3 separate regions of the Homo sapiens genome follow, and regions 1 and 2 are each linked to region 3. Evidence: chromatin loops called from intact Hi-C (ENCODE). Cell type or tissue: heart right ventricle. All regions are shown on one strand. Each heading gives the region's core, and the rest is flanking DNA. Links, peaks and the distances in the headings are about the cores only.

Region 1 (5,000 bases), core at 1-5,000, 220 kb before region 3:
GTTCTGCAATTCAATTATGATACTAACTATTGGGAGGTAACACAGCCCCAACAGGTTAAAGGCTCAGCCCCACAAGACTGTCCCACTTCAGATGCCATTCACAAGTGCTAGGTTGTTGCCTGTATTTCTGACCAACCAGCTACAAATCGGGGGTTCCCATGACCTCCTACTCAGGTTCGGTAATATTCTTGAATGGCTCACAGAACTCAGGAAAGCACTTGACTTACTATGACCAGCTTATTATAAAGGATACAATCAGGATCCACCCAATGGAAGAGATGCTTAGGGCCAGGTATGGGGATGGAGAGGGTCGTGGAGCCTCCTTGCCTCTCAGGGCATGCCACTCCCTCAGCACCTGGCATGTTCACCTGCTAGGAAGGCAGTGGTTACCCTGGCTCAAGCCCACTGTTGAGAGTTTTTATGGAGGCTTCATTACATAGACATAGTTTATTAAATCATTGGCCATTGGTGGTTGATGTCAACCGGGAGGTCAGGAAGTCAAGGGGTGTGATATGGTTTGGCTCTGTGTCTCCACCCAAATCTTACCTCCAATTGTAATTCCCATAATCCCCAAGTGTCAAGGGTGGGACCAGGTAGAGGTAATTGGATCATGGGGGGTGGTTCCCCCATGCTGTTCTCATGGTAGTGAATCTCATGAGATCTGATGGTTTTATAAGCATCTGGCATTTCCCCTGCTTGCACTCACTCCGTCCTGCCACCCTGTGATGAAGGTGCCTGCTTCTCCTTTGCCTTCCACCAAGACTGTAGGTTTCCTGAGGCTTCCCCAGCCATGCGGAACCGTAAGCCAATTAAACCTCTTTCATTTATAAATTACCCAGTCTTGGCCAGTTCTTTATAGCAGTGTGAAAACAGACTAATACAGGCTGGGACTGAAAGATCCAATCTTCTAATCACATGACCGGTCCCTCTGGAAACCAGATCCCATTCTCCAAGGGTCACATCATTAGCATAAACTCAGGTAAGGTTGGAAGGGGCTGATTTTGAATAACAAAGGATGCTTCTGTGACACCTGTCATGCGGGAAATTCCAAAGGCTTTAGGAGCTCAGTGCTAGGAACCTGGGATGAAGACGAATTGCATATTTCTTATTATATTACAATATTACACAGGCCCAGTTATGCAGGGCCTTCTAAGCCCTGGTAAGGAACGTGGACTTGAACCTGAAGTCTGGAAGCAGCCCCCAGAGGATTTTAAGAAGGGACATGTACTTTAGGATGCACTCTAACCTCAGTGGATCACTTTGAGGAGGGCAGGAGACAGGAAGAGGAGGTAGGAAGCTATTATGCTAGTCCTAATGAGAAATGATGAAAACTTGAAGGAAGGCAGTGGTACCCAGGTTGGAGAGGAGGGAATGGATTTCCCAGCTATTTACAAGGTGGAAATCTGCAGGACTTCTCTGCAGGAATTGGAAACTGGCTATTCATTTTCAGAAATAACCCATGTGTGGCATTCATGTGCTAACTCGGCTGATGAATGCACTATTCTTGTAACTAGGTTGGAGAAGAATTACATGAAGGGTATCATTAAGATGTTAAAATGAATGCATTACATATGTTAACAAGTGTATGAACCCTGTATTATATCTGGCAAACGGGGTGTTAAATCCTTGTTCAACCAGCCAGATGTCTCTGCAGCTGCTGCTGGTATTGCAGAGGGAGGCAGCCACCTGAGACCCCAGCTATAAGCTGGTGCCAGTGATTTCCAAAGCATCTGGCTGTACAAATTCCTTCTTCTGTGCTCTGATTGACAGGTACCACATGGATCACACAATTCACATCACAATGCACAGGTGAGATTTTCAGTCTGATAAGCCCAGACTCCAGCAACTTGACCTTTTCAGAATATCTTTGCAGCTGAGAATGTTCTCAGTTGGAGCTGAAATCTATTTATTATTATTATTATTAATTTATTTTTTTTGAGATGGAGTCTCATTCTGTTGCCCAGGCTGGAGTGCAGTGGTGTGATCTCGGCTCACTGTAACCTCTGCCTCCCGGGCTCAAGCGATCTCGTGCCTTAGCCTCCCGAGTACCTGGGATTACTGGCAACTGCCACCATGCCCAGATAATTTTGAAAATATTTTTAGTAGAGACGAGGTTTTGCTGTATTGGCCAGGCTGGTCTTGAACTCCTGGCCTGAGGTTGATCCACTTGCCTCAGCCTCCGAAAGTGCTGGGATTACAGGTGTGAGCCACTGCACCAGGCCTATTTATATTACTTTGTAAGTTGAAAAAAAAAACACTGTAGTAAAACAATCTTAAAAACAACTTAATAACATTCTCTCCTGAATTGGAATGTTATCAAAGTCTTGTTTGGGGCAGTTATTCAGCTGAATTTACAAAGAGGGGCGTATCCTTTGCTGTAAATGTTTAAATTGCCTGAAGCAAAATTCCCATAACTACTTAAAGGAGTTGAAAATACTCCTAAGTGTTTATACTTATTCTTACACAGTACCATCTCTCCTGAGTGGCCCTAGTTTACTGAGATTGAGCCAGCTCTGAGACATCTCCCTCCTCCTTAAGTTTGGCAAATATCCTAAAACGTTTGAAAAGATGTTTAAAAGATCTGAAGGAAGCTGGTCTCAATGGACCAGAGACAAAGTCTGCACAGCCAGGCTCCTGGGAATTGCACTTCTTGGATGTTGAGTTCAGGAGAGGCAGTACTAGAGACCACAGTTACACAATCACATTGATCTTTTGTGTACTTTGTTTCCTGCAGAAGAAATTGTGTAATCCCAGCATTTTTTTATGAGTTAAATAGAAGTTGAAATTTAAAAAAAAAAATCACATTGGTTGTTTTCCTGTCTGTTTAAATGTACTCTGACAGCAAAGATGAAAAGTTAATGCAGTCTAAATAGAAAAATACCACAATGAGAAGATTTTAAAAAAATATTGTGAAATATCCTCATCTCTATTGTTTTTAGACGTTGGGGTTTCAAATCTGCAAAGGCTGACTGCGGCGTTGTCAGGATTGTCAATGTTGGACAGCGTCCACTAGGTGGCAGTATCTCAGAAGGTTTCTTTTATCCTTGAATGGGCAGAGATTTCTTTGGTTGCTCTCTTTGGTAGTTCGGTTTCCTTTTTTTGTCTTGTTTTGAAGGGTTAAATGAAGCTATCATAATTTACTTATCTAAAATTGCACTTATCTAAAAATGCATAAATTCATTGCAAGGCCTACTTGTTACAGCGTGACCATAAATGAGTTTATTCATTCATGTGAATTTTCTTGGTAACTTATTATTAATGATCCTAGCGTGTAACAGATGATGAATATGCCGTATCCTGAGAAGGTAGATCACAAATCCTCCTGGGAAGCTGGACATGGGTGCTCATTAGCCAAGAGAAGAAAATAGGGGCGTCCTTTGCCCAGCTTCCTCAGCCTGGTAACTGTTTCTGGCTTCTGCTCCAGGCTGTTCGCTGAGAGGTTTGTTGAAGTTACCTGCACTTCTCTACGCAAATCTACAGGCATTCTGATGGCGTAGGTAACATGTGGTTGTGTTGGATGTTTATTCAGAGTGTTAACTAACTGGTTTTTGTTAATTTACAGCTGGCTTAAAATAAGATAAAATGTACATACATTTTTTAAAAGATCTCTTTCATGTGAATAATTTGTTCAGAAGAAAGGAGTCGGGATATTCTTTTGTAGTATTTTCCCAAAATTAGATTATCAGAACTTTCTGAATTCAAAGAAACCGGCAGTGCCGTCTGAATGATAAGATTTTGGAATAAAGAACTATAGAAATTTTAAAACACTCTAATTAATCTGACAGATGTAGAGGACTAATGTGGATGAAAAGAAATGTAAATGCAAAGCTTAGAAAATAAATGGAATTGTCAATTGGGGTGAAGTTTGGGTTCGTCTTCAGAAGGACTCCTATAATCCTGAAAATGAAAAATATTAGGGGGCTATCAAAAGGTCTGTGTTTGGCATGTGCATAGCAAGGTCTCTGATCTTTGAGAAGATGGCAACATGGAATGGCTCCAGCTTTGTGGAGTGGACTCGATAGGGTCATGTTTGGAGATGCAATGTCCCTTATCCATGTCCTGCAGGTCTTAGTCTTGGGGGTTCATCAGCCAAGCCATAAACATGGGTTGGCCAGTTCTCAGCCAGTTGTTTTCTGAAGCCCCTGGGAATTCTGAGATCATATTTTCTGATGTCCCGGCTCCTTTTTGTCAGATCCCAGGATCCCCAGCAGCCAGATGCCAGTCAAGGTGAGCCACCTTTTCAGAGTTACTGCTTCAGGGAGGGAGTCACGCTAGGGATTCCTGGGTGGGCTAGTGGTATTTTGTCCCAGCTTTCAGGAGTGTATTTTATGACGATGGCTTGTAAAAGGATATGGGCATACAGATCCAGAGACCAAAGTTCAAGTCTCAGCTTTATTAGGTGAAGCCTTATTCTCTCTCTGCCTCCATTTCTCAGTCTGAAAAATGAGGTTAGTAGTAGTTATAGTTTTCCAGGCTCTGATTCTAACAAAAGTCAAATATGGTAACAGGGAAAATACTTTGCTGTCTACAAATGTAAGAGGTTATTAAATTTTCAATACGTGGAATATATATGCAAGTCATGAGACTATAGTAAACCCTTAACTAAATTGAGATGTCACCAAACAACTATTCATGGGAACACTTAATTAGTAACAATGCTTCTCAATACCTGCTACATATTCTTATCATCTGGGAGCATCTTTAAAAAACTACCCAGTCACTATCAGACTAATTGGGTTCATTATCCTGGCTGAGGTTGGGGTCAGGGTATGGGTATCTTCTAAACTGCCTAGGTGTCTCTGCTGCGCAGCCAGGTCCCTCACTGGAATGCATCAAGTACTGCCTACAAAACTTCAGTTACAATCTCAAGGCCAGAAGACACCCTAAAAGTCTAGTCTTAGAAGAATGTTATTTTTATGATTGATATCTGTGCACATAAATAACAATGGTTTTAGAGCTCAAAAAGCTGGGGTGCAGATACAGATATTGGGAATACTTTC
Region 2 (6,416 bases), core at 789-5,788, 150 kb before region 3:
GCAACACATTTCAGAAAGTCTGTCAGGTACTTAATTCTACATTAAGAATTAAGTGCAAGAATATATACTCTCTTTGTGCATTTGTTTAATACTTATTAATTGGTCTCACTATCATTTTTCATGTTTTCTGAGATGCTCAGCCATCTCGAGGGGTACAGAAAAAGTCACCAAATAAATGTGAATAATGATGATTACAGAGATTCGAACTGAGGACACAATCTCCTTATTCTACATTCGATTTAAATAATCTTCACAGGAGTAGTAAAGTGTAACTCCTTCCCGCAGAGGGCTGCAGTGACATAAACTGATGTGACAGATGGACACACCATAGCCCACCCTAATTAGCATTCATTAGCATACTAAGTTGTATCTTGATCAGGCAGCGAACACAAGGTGTGCACAGAAACAGCATTTTCATGAACCCCATCCAGCTAAGATGCCTCTCTTCACCTTGGTGGGGGAAATTCATAGGATAATCATGCCATGATGCTTGGTGCTAAGTACTGTGCCACAAACAGAAAAGGTTTCAGGCTTAGGTGGAGGCAACCTAGAAAGGAGTGACTATTTCAAAACAGAAACTTAGGTTAAGCAGGACACAGAGAAATGTGAGACTTAAAAGACATGAAGGTCCCCAGAGATGGGAGAGGATTTGGAAGGGTAGTGGGAGAAAGGAGATCGTTTTTTACCTTTGTTTTTAAAGAAAAGCCATTCCCTGAAATTGAGGAAAGAGATCTTCTTTGTGTATCATTTCAGTGTGTCTATGTTGTCTTTGCTATTAGTGTGAAAAGCCTTTTATTTGAGCAGAAAAGGAATCAATAGAGAGAGGAAGAAAAGAAGGAAAACGAGTGCACACCACCACCTGCTTTTCTGGGAAGACAGAAAGCATAAAAAGAAGATACATGTAAGGTGTTTTGAGCACAATAAATATGTGGGGGTTTTTTTTTTTTTTTTTTTGGCACTGCCCTTCAGGATGATATTGGAAAAAAAACAACCACTTTCTTCTCCTAGGGCTGTGGGGTCATCAATTGAAGGGAAATTGCTTCCACCAGCTGATGACGCCCAAATCCATACCTCTAATTTCAGATCCTTCTTTTGAGCTTGGTGTCCATATATCTAGGGATTTACAGGACACTCATTCATATAGACGTCCAAGTATTTCTGGAGGATGTACCATGAGGCAGGAAGTGTGTAGTGGAGAATCTGGGCTGAGTTTATTATTTAGTTTTGGACAGAGACAAGTGAGAAGAAACTGTTACTGCCGAGAGGGAGAATCACTGCGAGGGGAGCACACGCAGGAGCTCCACCCTGCCTGGGGCCGTGGAGGCGAGGAAGTAAGTGACACTGGAGTCTAGACCTGAGTTATGAGGAGGGATTGCCCAGAGACAAGCTCAGGGAGAGGCCACAGAAGATGCGGGAAAACAGGTAAGGGCCACAGCCTTTTCAAACACCCGGAGAAGACAGAGATGATGGCATGCGTGATGGAGAAACAGTGATGTTTGGAATGGCGGGAATGTCTAGTAAGCTTCAAGCACTCCAACATCTAACTCTGCCCCTCCTTTTGTATTCTCTCTTCTTGTGAATGACACTACGGCCTTCCCAGTCCCCCACACCAGCCACCTGCACATCTTCCTGTTTCCCTTTACTTTCCATTCCTCCCCCAAATCCAATAAACCACCACCTTTCTTCTAAGAGTCTTGCAGACGGGGATCCTCTTTTCCAAGCCCCTCTTCTCTCCCCTGGACTGCTGTGACGGTCTCCGTGCTTATCCTCCTGTCTTTACCTTGTCCCCTCCAGCCCATGAGACACATCGTTGTTGGAGTGCTCTCTGCAGAAAACAGAATCTGTCTCATCTTTTCCCATCACCACCCCTCAGTGTCTACTCACGGCCCTCAGAATTAGTTAGCATCTACTTCATCTCAGGGCATGCGAGGCTTCGTATGATTTGACCTCTGCTCAAACTTGCAGACCCCCCTATTTTCAGCCACTCTCCTGCATCTAACCTAAGATCCCATTACATGGAGCTTCCTTCAGTTACCAGAGCTTGCCCAACTCTCAAATTGAGTATTTTGTGTTTATTCTTTCCTTAAATGTCCCCACACTTCCTGTCTAGTTAATTCTATTATTTTATAATTCTCAGTGGAGACATCACCAACTGTGAGAAGCCTCCTTTGAAAGCCTCGTTGCCAGTCTAGATGGGGAAGCCTACATGCTTCCAAGCAGCCTGTGCTCTCCTCTCCCATAGCACAAGTCACTGAGTCTGTCTGTTCCTCATCAGGCTCAAAGTGCTTTGAGGGGCAGGTACCAATTATTTCATCTTGTATTCATTTGAGCCTAGCACAGTGTCCCCAAGCATTCATTCACTCTATTCTGCTTTTTTAACCACCTCAAGATGTTATAGTATGTTTCTGTGTAGTATCTGCCCCACTCTAAGGCAAGCTGTACAATGCCAGGGAGTTTGTTTTGTTCAATCCGTTGCCATGACAATGATACCTGGCAGAGGATAGGTGTTGAAGTAATTGTGTATTTGTTGAATGAATGAGTGAATGAATCTGATGTTCATGCCCTGATCCTAGCTTTGGTCCATTACGACTTCATCATGGCAAATCCCTATTTTTTCAGTTTTCTTTGACCTGAGATTCTTTAGTAAGTGGTTGCTGACTAACTATTTGACATGGGACAAGTTGCTAATCCCCTCTCTGTCTCAGTTTCTCCTTTGGTGAGGAGAAATCTAGCTTCATTAAATTGACATGCAGTTAAATCTACTTCATTAAATTGACATGAGAGTTAAATTAGTTTATTCATGTACAATATTTAAACAGTACCTAGCACATGGTAAATGTCCAGTAAATGTTAGCTATCATCATCATCAAAATTACCTCCATCTTGTTTTTATATCCCACACTCCTTTAAAATCATTCTTTGAAACATTTTTCCTCCTACAAAGTCTTCAAGCTATAACTGTCCCAATCATTTTAGGGGCCACAGGACAGCTTCATGCAGAGTCTCTAGCATAATGCTAGATAGTTATTAAATGCTTGACTAGAATGACAATTTGGAATTCCTCTTTTAAAATACTGGCATCTTGATGTGTAGGTCATCTTTTCAGATTGCCCCATACTGAACTGATCTGCACTATTCAATAGAAAATGAGTTTTTGGGAAACAGCGTTTTCTTGTCTATTCTCTCACTTCAGTTAGGAATAACAGTTATAAGCAGAATAACAATAGCATTTCTATTTTTATACATGACATCCATCCACCTGTTTTTCAAAACCTGACACCTGAGCCAGATGGATTTCATCCTAGTTTTATTTTCTTTCTTTTTCTTTTTTATTTTTGGAGAGGCTGGGATAATACCTGCACAGTGAGAGCAAAGCCATGGCCCCAGAAGCAAGGAGAGCTCATCCTAGGTTTAGATAGGAACTTAAATAAGGAAAAAACCTTCCTCAGGTGCTCCAAGAATCAAATAAACACATGTTCACAGTGGCATTTCCATGGAGATGTTAGAAAGCCAATCTGAGCGTGCTATTCCATGTAATTTGAACAGGTGCAAGTTAAGCATGGTGGCTTGCATTCCTATAATGCCAATAAAAGCTTTAATACTCTGGAGATTAATTAATGATAAAAACAAGATCTTGCTGGCATCTGTGATGAATGCTTGTGGGTATTGAATACATAGCCTGACACAGGTATGTGTGTCTGTATATGTGCATTGAGTTTAAGCATTGTCCAAAAGATGGCACTGTTTGTGTTTTTATCATGTTTAATTGCAAACTTTATACTATCTAGGCATATTAATGAACTAATTTAAGACAGAGCAGAGATATCATCCTCCACACAAATCAAACTGCTACTTTATTATAGGCCCTTTCAAACTCTTCATCTCTTTCCTCACGAAATGAATATGCCCAAGCTGTTAAATGCAATAACTGCAATGTCAGCAAACCTTTTATTTATCAAATACTTTTTTTTCTATCTTAAAGGGGATTATAAAACCTACCTTTGAAATCATTACAGATACACGACAGAAGACGGATAATTGTGACATATTTAACTTTTTAATCTTGGGAAGCTAGATTTTTCAAATATAAGTACTTCTTGATCATTTAAACGTGACTACACATGTAACACACAACTGGTAGTTGCAGTAATTATTAAAAAGCATTGTTCTTTGAAATTACTAACACAGCAAAAGGTGAAATCTCCAAATAACTTTATGAGGGCAAATAGGAAATTAGCTCCAATAACATTCTACAATCTCAAAATGTACTAGGGAATACTTCTGTGTGGGAGTGAGACATGCTGAGAGATGGCTTGTTAGAAGCACTCTGATGTTGCAGTGGACATATACATTTTTGCCTGTACAGCATGTCTTTTGGAAATCACCGTTCCTCATTCTTAAGCGACTTGCAGTCATTGTTCATTGGCCAAAGCAAGTCAAATGGCAACCCTAAATTCAATGGGTTGTGGAAGTGCAGGACTGCTATGTTCCTGAAAGGGTGGGGGGAAAGTGAAGTATTTAGATAATGTGTACTATTACCTAAATTCAGGGTGTGGTTTTCATAAGGCTAGAAGCAAAAGCCAGTGAGTGGTTTCGCCAAGTTGGCGGAGAAGGGGTTTGTTAGATACGGAGATAAATAAAATTCCATAAAAAAAGCTTTCCCTAATGACAAAGAATCATCAGGGAGAAATGACACAGAATTTGCATTAATGTACATACTAGAGTGGATTAGAATGTTTTTTCACTCCAACTCCTACAGAGTCACTTATAGCCAAGGCTAGATTAGAGCTTTATAGAGCAGAAAACATTTTCCCTTTATGCAAAAAATTTTCAGGGAACTAATGTTCTTTTTGATACCAGCAGAAAGCAAACAGTGTTAAGATACTTTTATTATGGTAGGTAGCGTTTGAAATATGTTCCCAGCAATGTAAAAGAGCAGCAAGTGAGTAGCCTGCTAAGAGTCCTGTAGCAATTAGGAACTTCCAGAGAACGAATAAAGATTTCTCTTATGCATATTTAATAACAGCTGAAATTTTATGGTAGAGAGTGCCAGGAATTTTGTGTCTATGTGTTTGTTTTTCTTTATTTCTTGCTTCCTATTGCATCCTCTAATATCTTATTAGTTTGTAACATTCTCTTAGTGGCTTCAGTATAATAACTTGTATTGGAATTATCTGTTCATATTTTATGTTTCCTGAAGAACTGGGTATAAGGAGACAAAGATAAGATTCATTGACATAGGGAAGTTGCTTAGATGCAGAAAAAGCGCTGAAAAAAACTAAGACACTAGCTGGGATAGATTTGTTTCCTGTTAGTAGCTGTGCATGAATGCATCAATGTTGTTGAACATTTGTTTTCCCTGATACTGTGTATCAAATGAGAACTGTTCAGTGACTTCTATAATGCATTTTAGGTGATCTTGGGGCTGGGTGCAGTGGTGCATGCCTGTAATCCTAGCATTGGGAGGATTGCTTGAGATCAGGAGTTCAAGACCAGCCTGGGCAAAATAGTGAGACCCTGTTTCCTCAAAAAAAAATAAAAATAAAGTAAATTAATAATAAAAACAAAAAGTGAATTTAATAATATGGTTCACCTGCTGCAAGCTACATAATGAATATGAATACATAATAAGTCTTAATGTATTTTTTTTTGAGGTGGAGTTTCACTCTGTTGCCCAGGCTAAAGTGCAGTGGTGTGATCTCAGCTCACTGAAACCTTTGTCTCCCGGGTTCAAGTGATTCACTTGCCTCAGCCTCCTGAGTAGCTGGGACTATAGGCTCCCACCACCACACCCGGCTAATTTTTGTATTTTTAGTAGATTAGGGTTCATCATGTTGCCCAGGCTGGTCTTGAACTCCTGACCTCAAGAGGCAAGTGAATCACCTGCCTCAGCCTCCCAAAGAGCTGGGATTACAAGTGTGAGCCACCGAGCCTGGCCCAGTAAGTCTTAATGTATTTGAATATACTAAAGAAGTTAAGTCATAGGCTTTGGAGTTGCATATAGCTCAGTGTGAAGCCCAGATGCTATTTGTTTACTGTGTAATCTTGTCTAAATCACTTCACCTCTCTGAGCTTTAGTTTCCTCTCCTGGCTTACCTAATCATGCTCACTTGAGTAATATTAAGGTAACCTCATAGGATTGTTTTGAGAATTATACAATATAACTTACATAAAGAACCAGGCACAGTGTCTGAACATAGTAAGTAGTTAATAAATATTAGCTATTAATGATCAAAGCACAGATTTTTTTTTCCAAAAAATCTTCTTTGTCTCCTTAAACCTTGTGATAGGTAAACAGGAAAGGTATTATTATGCTCTGCTGCAGGACACGGAGACTCAGAGGGTTTAAAGGATATACTTTCAGGTCACCTGAGGAGGTCATGCAAAGCTGAGGTCTAGTGATGTCCAGCTCAGTG
Region 3 (6,416 bases), core at 653-5,652:
CACATCTCTGTGGTCTTCCATATATAACACATTCATGACTTTAAATGCTCTTTATGACTCAGCCTCATGCTAAGCCTCAGTTATGGTGCTTTTCTATAATCCCGTGATGCCAACCTCAGGAGCCATTGAGATTTGTAAGCTGGTGCTATAATCTAAATGTTTGTGTCCTTCCCAAAATTCATACGTTGAAATCCTCAACTCCCAAGCGATGGTATTAGGAGGTGGGGCTTTGGGGGAGGTGATAAGATCATGAACCTTCATGAGTGGGATTATTGTCCTAATAAAAGAGGCCCAATGGAGCTCATTCACCCCCTTTCACTATGTGAGGACACAGCTAGAAGGCGCCATCAGTGAACCAGGTCTTCAACAGATGCTGAATGTGCTAGCAGCTTCATCTTAACCTTCCCAGCCCCCAGAACTGTGAGCAATACATTTCTGTTTTAAAAGCTACCCAGTTTTTGGTGTTTTGTTACAGCAGCCTGAACTGGCTAAGACAGTCAGCTTGCCCCTAAACTCAATGTTCACATACAATTCATTCTTTTTCTTGTTTGGTTGTATTCTTCCAGAGTATCTTCTTGTTCCTTCTGATCTCTGCTCCCTGCTGTCACTGGTTCTGCTTTTTATTCTTCATCCCCAATTGCTTGGTCTCATTCCATTTTCTTTTTCCACATAACTCCAGCCTTAACCTTGGTCTTTGTCACTGTCTCCGCTGTCTGTGCCATCCCAGTACTTCTCTTTGTGGGTGCTGACAGGGCTTAATAATAAAGCTAGCCAGGTGCGGTGGCTCATGCCTGTAATCCCAGCACTTTCAGAAGCTGACGCGGGTGGATCACTTGAGGTCAGGAGTTCGAGACCAGCCTGGTCAACATGGTGAAACCCCGTCTCTACTAAAAATTCAAAAATTAGCCAGGCGTGGTTACGCACACCTGTAATCCCAGCTACTCAGGAGGTTGAAACATGAGAATCACTTGAACTCGGGAGGCAGAGGTTGCAGTGAGCAGAGATCATGCCACTGCACTTATGCCTGGGTGACAGAGCAAGACTGTCTTGCTCTGCCTAAAAAATAAAATAAAAAACAAAAAGTATAACCTTAGCCAGCCTATGACTGTGCTGTCTTTTGCTCTGCTAACTGATTCACCCATTTTATTATTCAGTCGCTGTATTCTTGTCTCCTTTCTTCTCCTTTTACTTTTGGATGTGCCATTGTTCTGATTAGTTGAGAGGTGCCGAACAGATAACTAATTATGGCAGTGTGAGCCACAGGATAATTCTCAAGTGATCTCTGCTGTAGCATGTCCCCACATAGGGCATAGTGGGCAAGGTTAAGAAGGAATTCTAACCTTGAATACCTGAGGACCTGACTCCGTTCTCATTCTCTATCCCTGTGCTCATCAGAAAATGCCAATCCTAAGCTATTTGGGTGGGGTTGGTTGGAGAGACATGGAAAAGTACCCTGGGCAGCTGAAGTGCCTGTTAAATCTTACCCACATTTGAACAAATTCACTCTAAGTTGATTTGGTTCTCCTTTAAAATGAGAGAAAGCAAGGACTTAGACTGCCAATTGCCCCCTGAAATTATCTTTGGCTGCATTAAAGAGCTTCACAGAATGACAGTTACTTTTTATTATCAAGAGCTTACTTGTAATTATAAAGTATAGAGAATATACATATATGCCAATGAATGAAGCATGGGAACACTAATAAATTTAAAAATTCAACAGGCTCCTCAAACAACTGGGCCCAAGACAGAAACTGCTCAGAGCAAGATTTTCAAATAGATCTTTTTCTAGTGACTGAGATATTTAAGAAAAATTGGCATAAAGTAGAACCCGGAATCTTCTGTTCACTTATTTTTCTGGCTATTACATCATCCCTGAAAATAAACAAATAAATAAAGCAGGGGTCAGAGAAGGTATAGTACTTTTTGGATGCTGACTATGGATAAGGCTTTTTGCTTGTTTCCACAGCACTTCCTATCCCTGCTTTCTGTATCCTTGGAAAGAAATGTGGAATAATGAAAATAGCAAAAGGCTTGGCAGCCAGGCAGGCCCAGGTGTGATCTCAGTCCCACCATTCATTCTCTGGGTGGCCTTGGGCAGGTCACTCTAACTCTGTGAGCCAAAGGGTCACTAAAGCACCCTTCCTGGAATTCCTTTGAGGAGTCAGTGAGGGAGCACACAGTGAGTGGGGCTTCCCTTCATATCCCCTGCTCTGGGCCAGGGACCAGGACCTGGTGTCAGGGTCTTTACCCAGCACTGTACCAACACTTGCTCTCCAAAATGGGACTAGGGTGAAATTTCTTCACAGTATGAAAATAATGGCCCAGGGAACGAAGCAAATGCCAAGAGCTGAGCCTTAGGGAATGACTAGTAGGCCCAGATTCTTGGGGTGACTTCCTTCGAAGACTTCATTTGTTAACACCTTCCTTCCCTTCTTGTTAGTTTCAGTGGGAAGTAGGATTGGGGTGATTTGGAGAAGCAGTGGGGAATTTAGTTAGGGGAGACTCCTGGGTACCTGTGGGGACATAAAAAGGGATTGGTGTGGGATGGCAGGTAGAGGCCACAAGAGGAGGGCGTGAATGCTACATGAAGGAGTTTGTTGTTGTTTGGTGGAAGAGGAGGAGGTATGCATGTGAGGAGGGGTGGCCATGAGCCTGGAGCTGTCCTGCAGGGCAGCTTCTTTCACTCTGCTGCGTATGTGGTGGAGAGCTCTGACCCACCCTGCTCTTGAGTGTTTCTGAATGCTAGGAGCGGGGACAAACCTGCAAGGCTGATTGGATGTTGAGGAACAAGTATGTAAAGAGAAGTGTATACATAAAAACCAAAAATCCCTGGGGCTTTGAATCCTTCTAGAGCTCCTGGCCACCTTCTTCAGGACAGCAACTGACAGTGTTGTGAAGTGCTTGGCTTTGTCCTTCTCGCAGGCCATCTGGGCTAAGTAGTGAGATCCACGTGGCCAGGAAGGAAGGCATGCATCTCCCCAGGCCTGTGGCTCTCCTTGTATTGACCTTGCTGCTTCCTGGGCTAAGCAGCTGCAGTGAGGGTGTGTTGCCCTGAAGCAGTTACGTCATTCATTAATCCAAATTCTGAAAGACAAATGAGCATATGGTGCTAAAATACTTTTTTTTTAAAAGCCACAGTTTCATTGTCTTAGTCAAAGCAAGATTATTACGTGATTATTTTCAATTCAATATATTTGTTTTGGAGACAGTTTCTTGCTCTGTCACCCAGGCTGGAGTGCAGAGGCACTATCATAGCTCACTGCAGCCTTCAACTCCTAGGCTCAAGTGATCCTCCTGCCTCAGCCTCCTGAGTAGCTGGGACTACAGGCACCTGCCACCATACCCAGCTAACTGTTTTTCCAGTGTTTTTAGAGACAGGGTCTCACTATGTTGTCCAGACTGGTCTCGAACTCCTGGCCTCAAATGATCCTCCCACCTCAGCCCTAAATTCATTTTTTTAAATTAGCAATTTCAAGTATAACAAATTTGGAATAAAGGTTTGTTTTCTATTAATAAAAATGAATAGTGACAAAACCCCCAATATTCTAGATTGTGAGACTTCCCTCTTGTTGTAGTTGGACCACATTTAAGGACTAAATTGGAAGGAAGGAGCAAGAGGAGTCTGTGACAAACCTGTGGTTAAGCTCTCTTTGAAGAAATCGCACAGTATGGCTCCGTGCTCTGAACATGCTCTGTGTCTGCCCTTTTTCAAAGGCGAGACAGCCACCTCGAGGCCAGTCAGACCATGAATAATGGTCTAAGCCCTTGCCACCAGGATGGAGAGGTCTGAGCAGTACAGTGAAGAGGCTTCATCAGCAAGGGCTGATTCAACGGCACCTCTCTCTGGATTCAATGGCATTCTTTCTGGAGGTTAGCCCATTTCTTTAAGTCAGCTCCATCCAAGTTTGATTATCCTTCTTTGAATCTCTTCCAACAATTTGACATCCTTGAGGTTGAATAGCTGAAAACTGCACATAGCGCAGCACTCCACACAAAACACCTTTAGAAATTTCTAGTTGAGAAGAACTTGGGCAAAGTCAAATCTCCCCACTTGATTTTGTTTATGTTCCTCTCTTGGGATTTGTCTTGGGCATGTTACTGTACAAATAACTGCTATCATCATCATCATCAACACCAGTTTTAAGAATTATAATAGCAATAAAATTGACTTACCATTTTTGAGACTGGAGTTTTGTTACCTGATATGGTTTGACCCTGTGTCCCCACCCAAATCACATGTCAAATTGTAATCCCAGTGTTGGAGGAGGGGTCTGGTGGGAGGTGACTGGATCATGGGGGCGGACTTCCCCCTTGCTGTTCTCATGATAGTGAGTGAGTTCTCATGAGATCTGGCTTTTTGAAATGTGTAGCACCTCCTCCTGCTCTCTATTCCTCCTGCTCCTGCCATGTGAGACATGCTGGCTTCCCCTTTGCCTTCCGCCATGATTGTAAATTTCTCGAGGCTTCCCAAGCCATGCCTCCTGTACAGCCTGTGGAACTGTGAGTCAATCAAACCTCTTTTCTTTATAAATTACCCAGTCTTGGGTAGTTCTTTACAGCAGCATGAGAACAGACTAATACATTACCTAAAACAAATTTTGGAAACAAATCAGGTCATTAAAAAGTGCAAGCACGGCCAGCCATACTAAGCCACCTGTTCACTGTGTTGCTGGGGTTTTTTTTTTTTTTTCAATTTATTTTTTTGAGCCAGCATTCTTTTGTGAATATCAATTTCTACTGGGCAATCAGGCCATGTGGTCTCTCCTCTGGACTGGCCCCTACAGCCTTCCACACTCTGTGACACTCAGTGGCCACAGGCCCCTGGAAAATTGGATGTGTGACTGAGTCTTTAAGAGGTGGAGTGACTTACTTTAATTCAGTAAGTCAATATGTTTTAAACTCAGATTGTTTGTTCCACAATAGGAAAAAGCTGTGAAATTTCTTGTCTCAGCTCTGTCTACCACTACTTTGGAGGGGCTACAGGTATCAGTGAGATAAACCAAAGTCAGATATTCAAACTGGGGCATAAAATGTTCTGCATGAGTGTCAAGAATGGTTCTTTGGGTGTGGCGAAGGGTTCACACCTACATTTAATTTTCGAAATGTGTTTCTTAAAAATATGCCAAAAAGATACCTAGAAAAACACATATCACTGATTGAAATATGTAATGCATTTAAATATACATACATATGTATATACACACACACATATATGTTTTCATAATCACACTAATATCTGCCCTGCTACACTGATGGTCAAATATTTTGGGAGAGAACATCTGGCAGCCTACCTCTAGTCATCTTTTCCTCTATAAAACTCTTCCAATACCCTGTTCTAGCTATGCTTAACCTTCCAAGCTTATCAAACAAGTCAGGTTCTCTCTCCACTCCACACATTGCTCAAATTGCTTCCACTGCCTCAGATATCCTGCTCTGCCCCCATTCTTAACCTGGCTACCTACTCTTAGAGTTTCAGTGATCTCTTCCAGGAAGCCTTCAAACATGCACACACAAATACTTGACTAGCATCTCATGCACAGATACTTGCATACTTGACTGGTACCTCATGCTTACTTCTATCAGATGATAGCGTTGGCTACCCCGTATAGGACGATCTGTTTACTTATCTGTCCCCCGCCACACCAGACATAGGCCATCAGGTCCACCAGGACTGGTGTCTTTATTGTTGCATGTTTCCATTCTTCACACAGCACCTGGAAAATAGGTAAATAAATATTAAGTGAGTGAATGAATGAATGAATGAATGGGATGAAGGAATGAATTCTTGCTACTGACTGGTGCATAGTTGCTACGCACATCCACCTCCAATTCAGCTCCCTGCTGGAGTCTGAAATTGAAGGCTGGTGGAGAGAGGATTTGGTCTTCCTAGGCAAAATGCAGTTACCTGACTTAACCATTCACACTCCATGTGGATGGGATAAAAACACCTAAGTGAGTTTTTCTTGTCCTGGTGATTTTTGTAGCAGTTTGTGGCTCATTTTTATCAAGTCTAGATACAATTTTCTTTCATGTGCTATGAAGTCTTGGTTCCTGTAACACAAACCTCTTTAATCATTAGTCTTTCTGGTAGAATTTGATAGGGGCCATATAAAATGCTTCTCTTCATCTGCTAAGAGCCATTTATGGACACTTACTATGAGCAATATACATTGCAAAAGACCAGAAAACTCACCCTCTGCTTATGATTCAGCACTGTAACATGATAGCCTGGAAACTAGTCTGATAGTTTAATCAGTGCTATGTGATCCTTATTTGTGGTTGGCTGCCTCATCAATTTTCATTTGGGAATTGAAATGGACTCTGAGGCAGATATGGCATTAATTATGGGGGAAATTGGTTGCAATATGCCTTGAGGTAAAACCCTTCTGATGGGAATCTAAGATTGAAAGAAAGCC

Evidence for each region. Hi-C counts contacts between places; a loop is a spot of excess contacts. Peaks named below come from ENCODE experiments on the same cell type or tissue, not always from the same donor. Only the 100,000 strongest peaks of a DNase experiment are listed, where the experiment ranks them.
Region 1: it touches region 3 in a loop (5-fold over the local background); 6 of 110 quality-filtered maps call a loop at or near these places.
Region 2: a loop joins it to region 3, with 2.2 times the contacts of the local background. A loop is called at or near these places in 10 of 110 quality-filtered maps.

What each region holds. Positions count from the first base shown.
Region 1 is chr13:42,592,161-42,597,160 of GRCh38, forward strand. The region is part of intron 2 of TNFSF11 (TNF superfamily member 11); the gene reads left to right. Among named protein-coding and RNA genes, the nearest start is that of TNFSF11, 21 kb to the left of the region's middle. RefSeq lists enhancers at 1,075-3,301, 1,109-1,816. In heart right ventricle, for the core only: a CTCF peak has its summit at 3,017 (motif pointing right); a DNase peak (open chromatin) is centred at 2,991; H3K27me3 peaks cover 1,662 bases.
Region 2 is chr13:42,656,834-42,663,249 of GRCh38, forward strand. No RefSeq gene overlaps it. Among named protein-coding and RNA genes, the nearest start is that of TNFSF11, 86 kb to the left of the region's middle. In heart right ventricle, for the core only: a CTCF peak has its summit at 3,722 (motif pointing right); no DNase peak of the experiment used is centred there.
Region 3 is chr13:42,808,759-42,815,174 of GRCh38, forward strand. It overlaps LINC01050 (long intergenic non-protein coding RNA 1050), which reads right to left and starts at 3,804. Exons shown (of 3, transcript NR_125747.1): 1 at 3,634-3,804; 2 at 2,761-3,084; 3 at 1,608-1,872. In heart right ventricle, for the core only: a CTCF peak has its summit at 3,717 (motif pointing left); no DNase peak of the experiment used is centred there.